2 separate regions of the Homo sapiens genome follow, and region 2 is linked to region 1. Evidence: read pairs that join two places in POLR2A ChIA-PET (ENCODE). Cell type or tissue: PC-3. All regions are shown on one strand.

Region 1 (5,000 bases):
ACAGCTGGAGCACACTTACTATTATGGGCTGTGATCAGCTTTTGCCTCAGAAAGAGCCATTCACTGTGATGCAAGCAGTAACCATGGTTACAAATCGAAGTGCAGTCTTACTAGGTGAATGTAGCAGAGATTCAGCATCCTTTTCGAGGATGAAGAACAGGATCAATTCAACTATAATGACAAGCTTTTCCATCTGTAAATGTCTTGCTTTAAAAATCGATTCTTCTAGCACACATTTAAGCTAGGGTCTTGATTTTGGGAATTGCTGTAGGTTTCAAGGTTGAATTATTTCTCCATTTTCCTGAGAGCACCTTTGAATAATTTTTGTCTGAGTTTCTAGGGAAGTGTCTAGAGCCTGTAAGAAAGTGGCACTTCCTCTTACCCAGATAGTGGCTCAGGTTATATTTGTTATTATTATAATAATGACCAAGAGAGCTGTGACTGTTGTCTTCAGTAACAGTGATTATCGTAACCTCAGATTGGGAAGATTCCTTCTCCCTTTAGTGGCGATAATTTTATCATACCCAGTTATAGGGGTAGAGTTTTGGGGAGTATACTAATTCATTCAGATCATCAATTCATTCATTCATTTAAATATTTTTGAGTACTATTCTTTGCTCACTACTCAGCTAGGTGCTGGGAATTTACAATGATTAAGGCAGACACAGTCCCTATCTTAGAGAGCTACCAGTTAGACCTTTTTTTTTGGAGACACGTCTCGCTGTGTCACCCAGGCTGGAGTGAGGTGGTGTGATCTTGGCTCACTAGACTGTTTTTGTTTGTTTGTTTGTTTTTAACCAAGGAACAAGTGATGTTTATGATAACTGGACTAGTTTACTGGATAAAGTGGAGCTTATCCTGAACAAAGTGAGAAGTGCTTGTAGAGAGAGTGGTTCACATCTGAAGGAGGAGAATGAGAACGTAGAGACCGTCGAGGAGGTCGTTAGGTAGTGAGAGATCTAGACATGGCCATAGGAGTGTTGATTAAAGGAACTGGAGAAAAGGCAGCTTAGTTAGTTCATGAGAGCTCCCTCAATACAAATATTTAGAGGAAAGTAGACTTTGGGTGATCATTTTAGTGAAGAAGATATTTTATTGAGACTCCTGATGTTTTTGGTTAAGGAGTGAATGTAATTTTTATAGTTCATTGATTTTCCAAAAAAAAAAAATCAATGATGTGATCGAAGTTTTAGTTTTCCCAGTTTCAGGCTGGCGAAGGCCTGTTGGTGAGGATATAGTCCTCTTATATGAGGAAGCAGGGTTTTTTCTTCAAAGGACCTTTGTACACTAGTTTTATTGGGAGGGATGAGGACTGCAGGGACCAATGAGGGCCTTGTCATGAACATTCTAAGCTAAGCCTGGGAACATATGAAGACATACATTATTTCTAAGGTGACTAATAGAAGCTATACATATTTAAGTGAAAACTAGCTTTTTCTGAGCATCTGTGTACTTGGGTTGGCACTCTGAACACAATCCTCACGCTTTTTCTTGGTCTGTGCAAATGCTACTGCTTACCTGGGATATTGAAACAGTTTACCACATAAAAATGAGCTTTATTAAAATGAAATGGATCACTTCATTAAGTGGCAGGCTTCCTGTCACTCAAAGTATGTAAATGGATATTAGGAGACTGGCTATGTATAATGTTATAGGAGGGAAACTGCTTGGATGAGAAGTTGGTTAGATGAGTTCCAGTTGCCCTTTAACTCTGTGATTCTATGAGCCACATCTACAACATACCCAGTCTCCAGAGAACCCACCTTGTGGGGTATCTAAACTCATTGTTCCACTGTGTTGTGTTCCTGGTCCAGAGATAATGTACAACTGTGGGAAAGTTCTAGTAGTGCTGTACTGGGGGAATTTCTGAAGCCAAAGTTTTGATACTGATTCTGATATGAATTTCTTTCTCATTCTTTGCTTTTCTCTTTACCTTGGTTCAGCAGAAAATGGATTTTTTTAAATGCACCTTTGCCCACTGGCTTAAGCAATCTTTAACTAGTATAACTAGGCCCAGTGAAGCATTCCCACAGCTTTTTTTGCATGGTGATTCATATATTTTACCACTTGCTCTTTTTTTCCTACCGAATTCATTCTCCACACTGCTTTAGTAGTAAATATAGGAAAGTATATATTGCCTTCAAATCAGAATGACAGATACTAGAATGAGCTAAGACCATACTTTCCTCAAGAGAACATTAGAAATTACCATTAAAGAACTTTCTATATCCGTGATGTATATACATAAGTAAGCGAGGTACTTACTGCATTGATTTCTTAAGTAAATAATTACTAATGACCTATGCAGTAAGTGAGACATCTAACATTTTTCCTAGAAGCTCTTGTATTGGTTTGCCTAAAGTCATCACATACCCTCTGTATGATGAATAACAACTACATTTAGGTCTCACTCCTTATTTCTTAAGTCAGCTCAAGATTTCAACCCCCACCTCAGGATATGAATTAGAACTGCAACCTCTCAGTTCTCTGAACTCATTTTCTTAGACTAGAAAATTACAAATGGTGAGTATATGGGATCGCACCATGGCAAATGTAGTTTACTGTTTCGTAAGGATCTTGAGTTCAGAGGGATTTATGCACATGATTACAGGGCAAAGGGAAAGAGAGGAAAACTAACATCTATTGAACAGCTGAGCAAGACACTTCCACATGTGTTTGCTTGCTTAATCCTTATGACATCCTGATAAGATATTTTTATTTCCATTTTACTACCTTTTCTTATTTTGTCTTTTTTCATGATATTAATAACATATTGGCATAATTCTTTTTATATATGTCTTTATGGATCCATTAGGCCCATCCAGAAAGGAGACGTGTGAGCCACCATGCTGTCTTCTCCTCTACTGCCCCCGCTCTGTCGCCTTCCAGTCAGAAAAATAATGCCTGTAGCAGGTAATGTTAGGCAGGTCTGTGTTGCAGAGCCAAATATCTTCACCAATGAGACTTCTTAGAACTAGATAACTTGATGTAATTTAGGAGTAGCACAGTATCAACCAAGAGCTGCAAGCATCTCAGTTCAGCTTGGGCTTTTCAATAAGAAGGAAATCCTGTGGCTGTCATAGCTCTGAACAGAATTTTCCAGAGTAACTCTAGGATCACTTGAGGTCCTGAAGCTATCACATCATTTGGACCCTAGATGGCACTTTAGCTGAATTGCGTAATTAATCTCTCCAAGGGGGAGAAAATGAGTATATGAGCAAGTGCACAATGGGACAGGTTGTACCCTACCTCTCTTCTTTCTCAGACTTACAGCACTTTGGTCTACAGTGTCTTCAGGGTCACTTGGGTGAAAGAGGCATTATGGGTCCAGAGGTGTTTGTGCTCTTCTTTTCTGGAGGCTACTGCTAGAGTTGTGGGTGTCCTATAGTCATTGATTGCTAAGAGTGTATCACTTAAATGAATGTGCAGTCAGCAAGACCTGAGGAGTTTACTGCATGAGGAAGCCAATTGAATGGCCTTTTCCCAAGTCATGTTTTGTGAGCTGTAAATCTAGAGCAGTGAGGAGGGGGCTTGAACCCAGGAGGTTGCAGTGAGGCCAGATCACGCCATTGCACTCAAGCCTGGGCGGCACAGCAAGACTCCGTCCCTCCCACCAAAAAAAAAAAAAAAAAAAATTACCTCATTTGTACACCTTTTTCCTTCAAATACATTTGTATTATTATTTCTAATCCATTATTAATTGCATTTGTAATTTTAAGTAGTAAACCTATGTCTCTATTTTTTATAATTTGCTACAAAAACCTATTTTTGTAGCAAATATTGACAGGGTCTTTTGACTTCTTACCTTGTGAAAAAAGGATGTAGGAGCATCACACACAGGGACCTGTTGGGGAGTAGGGGGTTAGGGGAGGGATAGCATTAGGAGAAATACCTAATGTAGGTGACAGTTTGATGGGTGCAGCAAACCACCATGGCACGTGTATACCTATGTAACAAAACTGCACGTTCTGCACATGTACCCCAGAACTTAAAAGTATAATAATAAAAAATTTAAAAAGTAGAAAAGAAAAACTAAAAAAAGAATGTTAGCATCCCTACTCTTTGCTGCCCCTCTTTTTGCTGCTTCCCTTCTAGACTTCTGTCATTGGTGCTTGTACTTTTTATTGTCAATATAGGTTAGATTTATATATATATATATATATATTTTTTTTTTTTTTTTTTTTTTTTGAGACAGAGTTTCACTCTTGTTGCCCAGGCTGGAGTGCAGTGGCATGATCTCGGCTCACCACAACCTCTGCCTCCCAGGTTCAAGTGATTCTCCTGCCTCAGCCTCCTGAGTACCTGGGATTACAGGCATGCACCATCCGACCCGGCTAATTTTGTATTTTTAATAGAGACGGGGTTTCTCCATGTTGATCAGGCTGCTCTCGAACTACTGACCTCAGGCAATCCGCCCACCTCAGCCTCCGAAAGTGCTGGGATTATAAGCGTGAGCCATCACGCCCAGCCTTTAGATTTATATTCTTGTCTCTTATCTATAAATTTTGTGCTTTCTCTATCAGTTTGTTCTAATGTTAGAAATACATGAATAGAATTTATATCATTATGACTATATGAATATGGTTTACCCTAAAGCTGTGTAATGAACTGTAAGTACATTTTCTTTTGGGTAGTTTTTCTTAAATATGGAGTTTTAGATTGCATTTTAAAAATTGCCTATTGTTACTACATTCCTAAGCTCTTTCAATATCTCAAGGATACTGATACACCTATGGAATCCCTTGATATCTCCTTGCAGATTCGCCCCTCCTGTTAGCTCCTCTCTTCCCTATGTTGCCCTCCTGCTTTACGAGACTGATTGCTTTCCACATCACTGCACAGTGGACATTCTGGCATTGACTTTCATTGTCATCCTGCGTTGGAGACCATATATCTCTTTTTTTCTTAGTTAATTCCCTCATTTTGCTTATCACACTGTCAGTAACTTTGTATAAAAGGACAAATTAAGGTTAAAATTTTTTGGAGTTTTTTTTTTTGGC
Region 2 (5,000 bases), 130 kb before region 1:
AGTTTTGAATTGCTCAGCTCAGTGGCTTGATTTCCTCTGGCAGTTGTTGGAAGGCAATATCTTCCTCATCCAGGGAATATTGTATTTTATTGTGCTGTAAGGATGTCTACAAAAAGTTCATTGCCATATGAGTACTAGAGAATGGTAGCTTCGCAGAGGCCATCACTAAGAGTTTTAAAACGTGGTCAAGAGTGGTTGCATTAGACAGGAGTGGGAACAGAGAGTGACTGCAAATGGATATGAGGGATCTTTTTGGATTGGTGGAAATGTTCTAAAATTGGATTATGATGATCGTTGCACAACTCTGTAAATATACTAAAATCATTGACTGTATCATTAAAATGAGTGGATTTTATTGTTTATAAATTACACCCCAGTAAAGGTGATTTTAAAATGCCTAAAATTTGGCATGTCTTGAGAGGAACAACATTTCTGCTTGACCTCTGGGCACCATAGCACTTCACAGTGCAGTGTCAATTCTGAACGCTCCCACACCTGTGTGGAAGTGCACAGGGAAAACCAAGAAGGAGGAGTTGGAGGAAATGGGGATAGACAGAATCTGTTGCTGAGAGGATGCCTATCATCACGATGTGAACAAAATGGCACCACTTATGTGATAATGACAACTCAAAGTAGGTTCCAAAAAGTCAAGTGCATTTCTCTCCAGGGTTTGATGGCTCACTCTCTGAACTGGCCTAACTCTTTCATTAGATTGACCATGATGACACTTCCTAGCCAGTAATCTTACCTTAGCATCTTATCCACCCATATAGACTGTCTATTAAATGATTTGATCAAATGTACTATGCAGATTTGGGTAAATATAATTTAAAAAACCTTTCTATATAACATCATATGGCAATATAGCTTAATTACCATTTTTTGCTTAGCCGCCATATTTAATAAGGTGAATAGAAAATATTTAATGTGATAGGTTTAAAAAAATTTTTCAACCTCTTAATTTGTGTGTGTTTTCTTGAAAACAACCAAGCATTTCGTGTTTGATTTATTGAAGCAATTGGTTGGCTTTGCTCACTTACATTGTTAAGACTTGAGATAAAACTTCAGGACTCCCTCAGTAACTGGAGCACAGGAAACAATTGACACTGTTTCTTAATTCACATTGTTTCTGAGACATTTCCTACTTCCTAGTATAATATAGCTTTCCCATGAGAACCATTTGCTTGCAAATGGTTACACATGATAGATACACTTCTCACTGGCACACATTCTGTGGGGAGAATTTCACTGTGTTTTGTAGTAGCTGAGTTGCTGCGTGTGTGTTGGGAAGGAGGTCCTGCTTTATGTAAAGATGCCTCCAACTTCATTCAAGCATCTGATGTCTTCTTTTGAATACTAACCCATTCACTTAGGTTCTGCATTGCTTAGCTGGAATATCTTTCCTGAAGGAGCATATAATTCTTTGAAGCCTGCCAATTTAAGGAAACACCCCTGCCAATTATGGTGTTTTTAGATATACCCCGTAGGTTACTGTGGAAAGTAGTTCATGACAGTTTGTATCATACATACTGTATGTACATGTATTTGCATGTAGGTACGTGATATTGGCTGTGGCATTGCAAAGTTGTCATCAAGGAATAATTCCGGAAATGGGAAATAAAACCCATAGATGAGAAAATCTAATCTAATTTGCAGTTCAGACAAAAATGTTCACATTATTTCTCAAATGGTAGTTCCTAAAATACAGAAGTTATGCTGTATTTAAAGTGAAAGTAGAAGTTTTTCAATTTAAAAAATGATGTGGAACTTTGAGTTTCTTTCTTTTTTGTCTTATTAGATTTTGTAAAAATAATACCACTTGTCAGTTTTGCAGCTCCTTCCATCTAGAGAGCTGAAAGCATTTCACAATCTTTTTTCCTCATGCCCTTCTCTTCAAGGCAATTTTTGCTGGGCTCGGTTTATTTTTATCATTGCAACAACCAGTTTTTAGAAACTTTTGGAAATGAAAAAAGAAAAATGAGAATGGCACTGTAGCTGACATTCATTTTAGCTGTTTCCTAGTGTGAACGTTTGAGTATTTCTAAAATCTTTTCTCCAAGTATGTCTTATTTTTCTCAGTTTGTCCCAGTTCTAAGTCTCTATTTTGCTGATTAGGTAAAAAAAAAAAAAAGTTTTAATGTAAAGCCTTACCCCCAGCAAAATGACTTTTTGAACTTTGATAAATCTTTATTTTTGCAGCGCCAGCAGCTCCTTTTCCAGCAGGCACTAACCCTACCCAGTATAATCATAGACTCATGTAAGGCTGAAACTGGAGGGCCCTCTAGGGATTACCCAGTTTAAGTCTCTCCTTCTAGAAATGATGAGAGGCCCAGAGTGGTTAAGAGATACATGCTTAAGGTCAGACAACTAATTGATGGCAGAGTATGACAAACATGAAGGATTCCTGATTTCCAGTTTGATATTCCTTGGTTTTCCTAAACAAAAGTAGTCTATCTGGACAGAATTAGAGTACACTCTCACAGAGTCCTAGTGTCAGCCACTAGCTTGAATTATACTGAAGCTAATTGAAAATTGGGAGGAAATTTTATTTTTCTAGAGTTTGCCAAATATAGAATGGTAACGTTGAATTTATAGACATTTTCTTCTGATCTGTGTATCTTGTGCAATTTGTCTGCAGTAGAGAATGTGGTTTGAACTGACTGGTGATTTGTGTACCTTCCTTAGGCCACCATACCATTTACATCGGAGTCCATGTGCCGAAGAGTTACAGGAGAAGGAGACGTCACAAGAGAAAGACAGGGCACAAAGAAAAGAAGGAAAAGGAGAGAATCTCTGAGAACTACTCTGACAAATCAGATATTGAAAATGCTGATGAATCCAGCAGCAGCATCCTAAAACCTCTCAGTGAGTACTCTCTGAGCGTTGGTGCCTCTCTCTGCCTCACTCCCACATCTTTGAGAAGGACACCTTTTTGAATCTTGTGGCTAAAGGGGAGGGACACTGTAATACTGAGATGTTTAGAATCTGTTCTAAAGGATAATGTCTGTGGAGATGCTTTGCTTGTACCAGCAGGTTAATCTAGGAGGTCATCTGGTAAGATTCTGAGTTGATCAGAAAAGGCCTGACTAAGTTTAGGCATAGCTGTGTATTCTACATTTTTATGTGTAATAGGGTAGTATTGCAGATGGTATTTAACTACAGCAATAAACAGTAACTGGAAGACTCTTAAAGAATTTTTTGCATGGTTTATGCTTAGAAATAGGTTCTGTTGAGACAGCAGGTGAAGATGAGAGTGTATGTCTATATATTTACATATCTTACCAAATGTCAGCATTACAGGTGACATAAAACCAGGTTATGAGTCAGGTCAGTGATTTAAATAGGAATTGTGGAAAATCATCCTGTAAGAGAGATCTGTAGAGTGACACAGTTGTTAAGATGTTGAATGTATTAGATGTCATACACTGGATAAAAGTGTTACTAAGAGCAGAATAGCAGGAGGTCAAAGAACACCCTTGAATTCAAGTGATAGGATAGGCTGTGTGTTTAGATGTATGTTTATGTTGCTTTTTGTTTCTTTAATGTGGAGAATATTTGGCTACATGGGCCAAATATTGTGGCTGAACTGAGAATGAATATGTGCAGTAGAAACACATGCCAATTTTGGAAGATTCCCCAACAGGAGTTACACAGTGACAGCTTTTCATGTTGGCAGAGCTCTGTACATTCTTCATGTCTTTGCTACAGTTGCAGAAATATGGACCCTGCAATAAAATGCATTATGGATGGCACAGATAAAGATCGGGTTCAGTCATTGCAGTTGATGACAGGCCAAATTAGAATGAACAGCTCAAGGGTGTTGAAAAGTGAATTTACAGAGTTAAATTAAAGAGGGTGTGAGGCATAGTGATGTGAATTTTTTATAGTCTCACCGTTGGAACTGAGCAGGTGGCTTAGGAAGCTAGAGAAGTGCGGTGCTAAGAGGAGAAATACAGGTGGACCATCGAATTAAAGACAGAAGCTTGGAGGGGAGCTTGAGATGGATCATGAAATCTAAATTAAAAGCATTGAAATAAATTTAAGACTTAGAAGGACCAGAAGGCAGGAGACTCAAGTTATGTACTTTTCACTGAAGTACTGGGGGAAGGTCTGTCTGAAAGGGATCCTTTACATATCGATTAAGGTAGTGGAGTCTGTTTTGAGAAAAGGCCTTAAAATGCACATAAACATGGCACAGTTAATAGTCTGGAGGAACAAAAGATAACATTCTTTTCCAAATAAATGACTACCATTTATCTTGATTTACTCTGTATCCATCTGTCAAGGCCTGAGCCAGTGTCAAGTGTTCTGTCCATTGTGCATGTGATTGTCTACTCTCTCTCTTTCTCTCCTCTCTGTGTCTTTTATAACTTGTCTTTCATTCTTCAGATTAGAACAAGAGTGCATCATCACTATTAATGTTAAAAAGTAAAGAGGTGCTCACCTAGACAAATAGGCCCAGGAATTTTGAGATTAAAATTATATATCAGCTTTTGAGAAGGGCAGTGGAAACAGTGCCAGCAGCACTCAGATAGGTCATAAGGAATGAACAGATCAGGAAGATGCTGAGACCGCATGTGTATCAACCATAGAATACTGTTGCATTCTGTGGCATTTGGGGACCAGTTTGAATACAGCATTTAAAATAAACAAGGCAATCCATTCTCTTTCCCCTCAGAGGTTTCTTCCTGGGGGAATACTGCATTATGTTGTATACTGGTTTTCTGAAGGGATCCTATGGAGAGACAGTTGTTAAGGACTAAATTGTTCAGTGATCATAAAAAAATTATTTATAAGTATGCATTTTACCGTTTTGTTCCTGCTGATCAATGTTATACACTAATATGCCTTTGGCATATTTGATATGAGTTATCCAATTTGACATGAAGATTCTCTTAGAAATTGCTGTATATCCTCAGCTGCTTTGATGGATTGGTAGTTAATTATTTGGTACAGTTCTGTTTAAAAGTCAGAGTTTTTGCACCTAGATATAGAAAGAC

What was found. Peaks named below come from ENCODE experiments on the same cell type or tissue, not always from the same donor. Only the 100,000 strongest peaks of a DNase experiment are listed, where the experiment ranks them.
Region 2: POLR2A ChIA-PET joins it to region 1 with 5 read pairs; 2 of 35 experiments call an interaction of 5 or more read pairs at or near these places.

Annotation. Positions count from the first base shown.
Region 1 is chr4:71,381,028-71,386,027 of GRCh38, forward strand. All of the region lies in intron 6 of SLC4A4 (solute carrier family 4 member 4), which reads left to right. Among named protein-coding and RNA genes, the nearest start is that of SLC4A4, 200 kb to the left of the region's middle. In PC-3, no CTCF peak of the experiment used is centred here; a DNase peak (open chromatin) is centred at 2,354; H3K27ac peaks cover 1,199 bases.
Region 2 is chr4:71,252,535-71,257,534 of GRCh38, forward strand. SLC4A4 (solute carrier family 4 member 4) reads left to right here. Exons shown (of 26, transcript NM_001098484.3): 3 at 2,686-2,865. Among named protein-coding and RNA genes, the nearest start is that of SLC4A4, 68 kb to the left of the region's middle. In PC-3, no CTCF peak of the experiment used is centred here; no DNase peak of the experiment used is centred here.